3 separate regions of the Homo sapiens genome follow, and regions 1 and 3 are each linked to region 2. A link is a contact called in ENCODE Hi-C or POLR2A ChIA-PET data. All regions are on one chromosome and are shown on one strand. The core of a region is the stretch at or near the end of the contact, and the rest is flanking DNA. Distances in the headings are between cores, read along the strand shown. Region 1 holds the start of ETV4 (ETS variant transcription factor 4). Region 2 has its middle 38 kb from the start of SOST. Region 3 holds the start of MPP2 (MAGUK p55 scaffold protein 2).

Region 1 (2,949 bases), core at 44-2,543, 170 kb before region 2:
AGGTGAGGTGGAGGGGACGGTAAGAGAGAAGGGGCCCTAGCAAGACCCGGTGACTCCCCTGCCTTGGGAGTAGGGACCGAGAAGAATGACCAAAATCCCTTGGAGGGCGAGTTTTTTGGGGAAACAGGCGGGGGTTCCAGAATCGGCCGTGTGTGTGTGTGTGTGTGTGTGTGTGTGTGTGTGTGTGTGGCGGAGGAGGGTCGCGGTTTGTCTCTCTTGCTCTTTACCTTCAGAGTCGAGGGGCGGCAGGGAGCCCGGGTCCATGAGCTTCCCCAGCGGGCCGATCAGCGCTTCGCGCAAGCTCCCATTTCCGGGCGATTTCTGCGAGAAGCGGGGAGAATGCCCGCGAGTCACCCTGAGGCGCTTAGTCTGGGGGACGAGGTTGGGGTCCTCGGGTGACTCAGGGGCGGGGCAGCCCAGGACTCCGCTGGGACTGCGGGGAGGGGGGCTGTGGTGAGAGTAGGGGCTGGGTGCGGGGCGGGGCGGGCGTGGAGGCCGGCGCGGCGCTCACGCTGCTGAAGGTGTAGGGCACTTGCTGGTCCAAGTATCCGGCTTTCATCCTCCGCTCCATCCGGCCGCTCCCTCCGGCCGCACGGCCGGGGCCCCAAGCGGGGGCCGAGACCTGGTGGGGGAGGGGGCTGCGTTCGCACACCGTCCAGGGAGGGCTGCGATGGGGGCGGGGAGGGGGCAGTCCCAAGGCTCTGGGTCCGACGGCGAAACTTCTCCGACTCACTGGGGCGATGGCGAGGTTTCCGCCTGCCAGGCCGAGCGCCACCACCACTCCCCTCCCGCCAAAGGCCAAAGGAGGTCCCACCTGCTCCCAGGAGCCGGGCTCGCCGTTTCTGCTTTCTGCAGCCCTGCTTTACCCGGGCTCGGTTACATAAGAACGTGTGTGTGTGTGTGTGTGTGTGTGTGTGTGTGTGTGTGTGTGTGTACGCGCGCGCGCGCGGAGGAGCAGGCGAAGCGCACACCATCGCATGCCCACAACTCCCGCGCCCCCTCCAACCCTGAATCCCAGCACCTCCCACCCCCGCCCTGGAATCTGCGGAGGCGGGTGGTGAGAGTGAGTGTGGTGTGCATTGGAGGCGAGGCGGGGAATCACAGACACTCTCCCTCCCTTTCCCTCCCGCAGCCTCACCTGAGGCCGGGGCGTCTGGGCTGGAGCCGCGGGGGGTCCCGAGCATGCCCTGGAGCCCGCACCGAGGGCCGCGGGGCTAGGCCGGAGTAAGGCGGCCCCGGCCCCGGGTCCCCAGCGCACCGACTTGTTTTTCGGGCGCAGCAGACAGTTGTGAGCCCGGGGGAGCAGCTGATTGGTGCATTTCCTTCGCTCGGCCTCAGCTCTCCACCCCCCGCCCCGCCACACCGCCCCCCGTTTCCCTTTGTTTCATTGACTTTTGTGAATGGAACCCCAGGGCTGGGCACGCCCGCCAATCCGGAGAGTCGTCCGGCCTGGCCGGGGGGCGGAGTTTCCCAGCCGCGGGGGCCAATCAGAATGTAGGGGTTGGCTCCCGGCTTCATTCAGTGCTCCGGCTCCCATTCATAAAAAAATAAAACTCGCGGCTGGAGTTCATTCATAAAGAACCGAGAGAAAAAGAGAGAAGCCGAGGACCCCGCGGCTTCTTCACCGTCTCGCCACGGTCTTGGGTCTGATGCGCCGCGTGCTCCTCCGGCTGGCGTCTGCACACGTCTCTGCATCTGCGTGTACGTGGGAGTATGAACATGTCTGTGTGCGCCCAGGAGGGAGGCGACCGGGCTTGTGTGCCCAGAGGAACAATAATAACTAGCATTTATGAAGCGCTCCGCTTCCACGTGCTCATTTCGTTCCCATAACCCGGCGAAATGGATCGTTTGTATCTTACAGATATTAAAAATGAAACTCAGAGAGGGATGGTAACTCTCCTGAGGTCACTCAGCTAGTCAGCACCTCTGGGGTTTACAGCCTCAAATCCCTCACACTCTCCTGTACACCCCTCTGAAGCCATGATTAAATGAGTTAAGCTATGTGACAACTGATACACAGTAGGTGATCAATAAATGTAAACTGGCACAGAATCCAGGCTTTTCCTCAAGGGTCTGTTCTCTGCAGAGCTGTTTTGTGACCCACTTTCTACTGATTGCAGCAGAAACCAGAAGCCCCAGGGTAGATGATTTCCGAAAGTGTAGCTCCCTCTCAGCCATCTTCCCTCTTATCTGAGAGCCAGCAAAAGGAGCAAAAGCCCCAAAGGTTCTGATGATCTGGAGGCAGGATGGGTTTCAGTTTTAGCTAAGAAGCTGGTCATAGTCTCTGTCATCTCATCCATTCACCACTTCTTTCAATAAACATTTATCGTGTCAGATACAGTGCTGGGTTCCAGGCAAGCAGCTATGTCCAAGACAGACATCTGAGGGGACCTGGGGTGCTTGGGCTGTGGCCATGGGGGCACAAAGGACATGAATCCTCAAAGGCCTTTTTGCTGAGACAATTCTCTATGTCTCCAGCCTATGCACTCCTTTGAGGACAGCCTGATTTTTTATCCTGCCTGTTTGTGATAAACACAAAAGAATGTTCAAATGCCAGGCCAGCAGGAGTGGCTTCCCAAATTCATCTAACCTAACACCCGCCACTTTACAGATGAGGCAGTGGAGTTTCAGAGAAGGAAATGACACATGTAAGCTCTTTGGGCCTGTCTGGCCAGAACTAAGGCTAAAACATACAATTGCTGTTTAGTGTTCATAAGGGCTCATTCCATGAGATCTGCTTGTGCAAATGGAAGTAAACTTCCCTTTCTATAGGTGCTGTAATATTCTATAAGGCTCATGTCTATTGTCCCTCTCCTCCAGGAAGCCTTCCATGATAGCCTGAATCAGTTCCTTTAGCCATATACAACATTCTTGACTATATCTCTGGTGTGGATGTTTTTCATCCTGCCTCATGGTATAGACATCCTTATCTATGGAGAGCTCTCCAGA
Region 2 (2,904 bases), core at 241-2,740:
GCACAGATCTTGGTCATCAGGTTTTTTTAACTTCGGCTTTGGAGACAACATTCTTTTTTTTTTTTTTTTTAGATGGAGTCTCGCTCTGTCGCCCAGGCTGGAATGCAGTGGTGCGATCTCCGGTTCATGCCATTCTCCTGCCTCAGCCTCCCAAGTACCTGGGATTACAGGCGCCCACCACCATGCCCGGCTAATTTTTTTGTATTTTTTTAGTAGAGACGGGGTTTCACCGTGTTAGCCAGGATGGTCTCAATCTCCTGACCTTGTGATCCGCCCGCCTGGGCCTCCCAAAGTGCTGGGATTACAGACGTGAGCCACCGCGCCCGGCCCCAACATTCTTTTTTGCTTGGGATAAACCCTCTTCAGGCTGTTAATCAATATAGATAAAAGTATACTGTTCTATTCTTTCTTCTCAAGTCATTTTCAATGCTTTCTCTGCATGGGCAATGCCAAAATCCCATTGAGCATGTTCTCTCTGAGGTCAGGGTTTCCAAATCTTTTGTTTCTCAGAGTGATTGCTGGCTTGTTTGGTTGCCTCAGCCAGTAATTCTTCATACCGCTTATGACCTTTATACTCCTGTACCCATTTTTCATGAACCCACACCCTCTCTGGCTGTTTGCTAAAACACTGGACATGATATTTTCGGGCACCTCCTGTGTTAATTTTGGTATGAACCTCCAGCTGGGGATCACTTCAATCCATACAAGGCCAGCACGGATAGGTTCCCACCTTGGACCACACAAGATCACCAACTTGAAACTTAACACCAGTGGACACTTCTGTTGTTGGAACAGAAGATAGTATTGGCTGAACTGGGGCTTCCTCTTTTAGTACTGGATCTTCCCTTGGTTTTTCTGATATGGTGTGAACCCTCTCATTTGGTCTATTTTGTTCCTCTGGTTCTAATTTGGGGATTTTGTGTGACTTGCGCTCTTCAGATCTTGATGAGTCATGCTTTTTGGGTTTTTTCCTCTTTTCTTTTCTGCTTTCATGCTTTGACTTCGTGTGCTCACTTGCCTGTACTTCATTTAAAAGGTCTCCACAAAGGGAAGACTTGAACAATTCCCTGCCATTCTGGATAGTTTTGGTTATTTTTAGTTTAACTTCAGGTGAGCCACTCTTCTTTGGAATCACAGTTTGTGGTACCGAAGTGGTGGCTGTGGAGGGGAAGGGTTTTCTAGAATTTAATGTGGTCTTCTGTTTAGAATTTCTGAATGGTAATAGTCAGTGGGGCTAAAGTTTCTAGCTGCGCCAAAGTCATTGGCTGACCCATTAGGATATTGATTATGCGACTGGTATTTGGTTTGAATTTCATACATGCTGATTGATGGCAGGTAGCCATTTGTGAGTGGAGGAAGATCTGTTGTAGGTGAGTATTGAAAGCTTTGCTGCAAGGTAGCTTCGTATGGTGTCTGGCCACCATCTTCAGCAATGTCAATTTTGTTATCAAAGGCATCCTCCTGACGGATGCTGGCGGAGTCAGTGAGTTGAGGTGGTTGTTGAACTGTGTTTCCCGTGATCCCTTGCATGAAAGAGAAAGAGAAATCCATTGTTCTGCTCCAGCATTCTTAACTTTCCCTTTCTCTCATCGGGCCTTCAGTTTGTCCCGTTCTAACCGCCCGGCCGTCTCAATGCGATCACAGGAGGGACACGGAGATCGAGGAGGGCCACAGCCGGACCAGGCCAGGCGTGCTGCGGCAGGAGGAAGGCTCCGGAGGTGGGGTGGGAAGGGGAGGCCGAGAGACGGGTGTCGCCGCGCCCCCGCTGCCGCCAGAGAGGAGCCTACGGCTGGCAGCCTGGCCTGGGCAGCAGGGTCCTCGGCGCTCGGCTGGGAAATCGCACGTCTCTCCGCGGTGACCTGTGCACAGCCCCTGGGCCTCCGCCTCCGTGCTGGCAGCCTCCGCCTCAGCGCACAAAGCCCCGTCACCCCGACTCTCGGGGCGCCGCCGCCGCCAAATCCTCAGCCCCTCCCTCATTGGCCGCGGCGTCTGCCGGGAAGTGCAGTCCCGGGTTTGGGGCGATGGAGCCCAGGAGGAAGCGGCGAGTCAGCGCGGCGGAAAGGGCGGAGGGGACGGAGGGGGCGGAGGGGACGAACCACGAACGCCCGCGGCCGCGAGGGTCTGGACGACAAAGGAGAGACTAGGCGAGAGGGCTTGTTGCTTTTTTTTTTTTTTTTTTTTTTTTTTTTTTTTTTGAGACGGAGTCTCGCTCTGTCACCCAGGCTGGAGTGCAATGGCGCGATCTCGGCTCGCTGCAACCTCCGCCTCCCGGGTTCAAGCGATTCTCCTGCTTCAGCCTCCGAGGAGCTGGGATTACGGGGGCGCGCCTCCACGCCCAGCTAATTCTTTGTACTTTTAGTAGAGATGGGGTTTCACCATGTTGGCCAGGCTGGTATCGAACTCCTGACCTCGCGATCCACCCGCCTTGGTGTTGCACTTTTATAACTCTTTTTACCTTCTCACCAAACTAGCATTTAGGAAAAAAAAAAAATCAACAAAAACAAAACAAAAAAACCAAAAACCTCTATCAGTCATTTACACGTTAGTTGGAAATAATTTAGACCAGTGTGGCTCTCCTTCGCAGAACACATTCAGTCCTCTGTGATTATTAGAAGCAAGGTTCACCTTTTGATCTTGGTTAAAGAAATTTCAGGCTAAATTTCTGGGGAGGAGATGTATTTCAGGTTCCAGGATCCCAGAATTGCTCTGCACAAGTCACAGCCATCCTTGTTCCCTGAAGTCTCTGTTGGCTGCACCATGTCTGCTGCTCCTTTATGAGTGGTTTTGGGAGAGGCCAGGCTGAGCTCTTACTAGCTCCTTGCAACAAAACAAGCGAATGTGAAAAGTCTTAAACACTCAGCTTTCTGGTCAGAGGAAATCCCAAAATCAGCATGACTCAGGATT
Region 3 (2,925 bases), core at 155-2,654, 190 kb after region 2:
ACTCCAGAAGTCCTCCTTCCCTAGAGCGTGGAGGGCGGGAAAAGGCAGGGAGGATCCTGTATGAAATCCCTGCGCTCGGAAGTCTTGCCCAGCCTGCCTGGGTTTTCTCCCGGGGAATCGGTTCCCAGAGCATCGGCTGGCTTTGCTCCCCCACGCCCGTCCAAGCCTCTGAGAGGGCGGGGCCTGGCTGTGTCCACAGGAGAACGGCAGTGCCAGGCAAGCTAGCCTGGCTCCGTGCCAAGGTCCTGCACCCAGACATCTGGGAACCTGCACCTCGGCTTCCAAAAGCCTGGGCCCAGATGCCCTCTCAGCTCTGCCTCCGAGATATCCACATCACCCATAGTGTCCGCAGGCGAGCGGACCAGCAGTGAAAGGGAGAGGTTTCTTCCAACCTCCCACCCATCCCTCCATCCATACACATACAAAGAGGTGCGGAGAAGAAAGGTCTGACAAAGGCGCTTTGGAGAGCGAGAGGTCGCGGGGAGGTCTGGACAGAACTGAGGGCCAGAGGATGGGGTCGAAAGGCCAGGCGGACGTGCATGCTTGGACCATCAGATCACCCCTGCCCCAACGGACCCAGCCCTAACACCCTGGGCGCTAGGACCTGGGGGAGGGGGGCGTGTTGTGAGCCATCAAAGAAGGCTCTCTACGTGCGCGCCCGCCGGAGACCAGGGATGAGGTCACTAAATGACTGCCCCGGCCAACCCCCACCCCGTCTTTATCCGCACCGCCCCCCCCTTAATTGACCTAACTTTCTAACCCTAGCTCTTCGCTTCTGGCACCGGTCCCCTCCCAAGTCTCCAGACCCTAACCCTGGCTCCCGACCCGCCCCGCTACAGCTTGGGAAGCGGGAGAAGCAGCGCGCGCCCTTCTGCGGACCCCCTCCCAGGGAAGATTGTGGTGTTAGCTGCCTAGGGGGACCAGGGGGCCACCGGGACCCAGCGCAACCTCTGTCTCGCTCCCCAACCCCCGGAAGCGCTAACAGCACGGTTCTTACGTAATGCCGGGCTTCTAAGTACCCCCAACCCGCACAGCCCCCGGGGAGGCCGCGCAGATACCGGGGCCCCTCACAGCTCACCACCTTGGTGCCTGAAGCCACTTTGGAGCCCCTACCGCAGGGGCGGGGACCAGTGTCAATGGGCAGCGGGGCTTGGTTCTCCCAACCAGCACCCCAGAAAGAGGGCCCAGGGGCGGGGGCGGGTGGACAGGGAGGGAACGGGCCTGGGTGAAAGGGGCCTGTGGAGTTTAAACCCAGTGAATAGGGTCCTAAGTGCCGTGTCAGGACGAAAAGAAGGCGGAGGTCTTGGGATAGGAGCTGGCCCGGGGGCCGGGGGACGCCTACCTGCGCCCCGGGAAGCCCCTAGCTCCGGGCGGCTCCAGCGCAGCCGGGCGCTCAGCGTTTATTGCTTGTCAATCGCTAGCCCGGCTCTTAAAGCGGCAAGGCCTCTCCGCGAGGGGGCGGAGGTCCGGAGGAGAGGGGAGGTGAGGAGAACGCGGAGGCCGGCACAACTCGGAGGAAGTAGTCTTTCCCAGCAGCTGGTACGGGGGCAGCCAGGTAGTGGTTTGGGAGACACCGCACAGACCACGACGCCCTGCTGGAGTCCCACTGGGAAGGGTTAGGGAGGCAGGACTGGTACCAGTACCCGCTGGTGCCCCTCGGCTCCCAAGGATCCCTTAAAGGGGCGATGGTAAAAGTGCCTAATGAGACCGGCTTGATTACTCCGCCCACCCATCTTGGCTTAGACCGGCGTTCTAGTTCCAGGCGTGCCTCACTTTTCCTCGTTATCCTGCTTCCATATTGAGAAAAAGAATAGGAGGACTTCAGAGAGACTCCCAGGAAGCAGGATACCAGCCCCAGAAGGCCTCGGGATCAGGGGCAGCTTTTTAAGGACTCAGAGGGTGGATATCCGGATTCCAGACTTTCCAGAAATTTTGCAAAAAAGAGGAAATGTCTTCCTGAAAGGATTCGAGAGCCTCTTTTAGGTCTAGGTGAGGGAGGCCTGGTCCATTTTCCTGCCTATGGAATAAAGAAGTAACTGGCTAGCCTTCCTCAGAGTCCCAGCCCAAAAAGTAAATAAAGGGTTAAACCCACTGGCCCGCCTTCGCCCAGCCTCCGGCTCCACCCCACATCTGCTAGTAAAAGATGCTGGGCCTCCAAATACGGGAGGCTCTGTGCAGTGCGACTAGCATTTGGGGCCAGCTACGCTACTTCTCCGACCTCGGCGTTCAGCCACCCCGTCCAGTTGCCCTGAACAAAATGTGAGAGTCATCCCTTTTCCTTGCTAACTGGATTCCTAAGATCATAAATGGACTGCATCTTTGGCCGGGCGCGGTGGCTCACTCCCATAATCCCAACACTTTGGGAGTCGGAGGCGGGAGCATCGGTTGAGCCTAGGAGTTCGAGACTAGCCCAAGCAACATAGTGAAACCCCATCGCTACAAAAAATAAAATAAACAAAATTAGCTGGGCGTGGTAGCGCGCGCCTGTAGTCCCAGCTACTTGGGAAGCTGAGGCTGCAGTGAGCCGAGATTGCAACACCGCACTCCAGCCTGGGCAACAGAGTGAGACCCTGTCTCAAAAGAAACAAAAAGAAAAGAAATGGATTACATTCTGGAAACTTGCTTGGAAATCTCAGAAATGGGAATCTATCCCGAAAGCAGGGGACTGGTCCCTGGGTTCCAAGACTCAGCTCTCCCCTGAGTTCCAAGGGTATAAGTTTGGATATAGGAAAAAGCCACAGAGGCGGCCGAACTGCTGAAAACCACATTGTTTAGGTGACCCAGGCTTTTACTGAGAGAAGAAAGCCATCGAACCCAGATAGCTTTGACAGGAATTGCAGGCTTTGGTCTCTAAACAAAGAGGGTTCTTGGAGCGCATTGCTTGCAGCTCTTTCCTCTATCTGCAAGCTAGAAAATCCTTCTTCT

Evidence for each region. A loop is a pair of places that touch in the nucleus more often than their neighbours do. ChIA-PET counts read pairs that join two places held with the same protein, here RNA polymerase II (POLR2A). Pooled maps may share reads with other maps.
Region 1: a pooled map shows a loop between it and region 2 (9-fold over the local background). The contact joins the promoter of ETV4 here to the enhancer-like site in region 2. A Hi-C loop is called at or near these places in 8 of 50 pooled maps. POLR2A ChIA-PET finds 5 or more read pairs at or near these places in 6 of 52 experiments (Caco-2, H1, WTC11 and 1 more).
Region 3: a pooled map shows a loop between it and region 2 (2.1-fold over the local background). The contact joins the promoter of MPP2 here to the enhancer-like site in region 2. A Hi-C loop is called at or near these places in 1 of 50 pooled maps. POLR2A ChIA-PET finds 5 or more read pairs at or near these places in 3 of 52 experiments (BJ, HEK293T and activated CD4-positive, alpha-beta T cell).

What each region holds. Positions count from the first base shown.
Region 1 is chr17:43,545,047-43,547,995 of GRCh38, forward strand. ETV4 (ETS variant transcription factor 4) reads right to left here and starts at 1,294. Exons shown (of 13, transcript NM_001079675.5): 1 at 1,139-1,294; 2 at 512-622; 3 at 228-321. The coding sequence starts at 571. RefSeq lists enhancers at 1-660, 661-1,438, 1,560-1,719 and silencers at 490-549, 590-639, 1,090-1,209, 1,260-1,399, 1,420-1,469.
Region 2 is chr17:43,718,886-43,721,789 of GRCh38, forward strand. It overlaps the pseudogene WHSC1L2P. Among named protein-coding and RNA genes, the nearest start is that of SOST, 38 kb to the right of the region's middle. RefSeq lists an enhancer at 1-279 and silencers at 1,719-1,788, 1,819-1,928, 2,079-2,138. Within about 2 kb of position 1,491, at least 34 of the 41 ENCODE cell types and tissues checked have a DNase peak (open chromatin) inside an H3K27ac peak, as active enhancers do.
Region 3 is chr17:43,906,132-43,909,056 of GRCh38, forward strand. It overlaps MPP2 (MAGUK p55 scaffold protein 2), which reads right to left and starts at 1,405. Exons shown (of 13, transcript NM_005374.5): 1 at 1,343-1,405. RefSeq lists an enhancer at 1,415-1,564.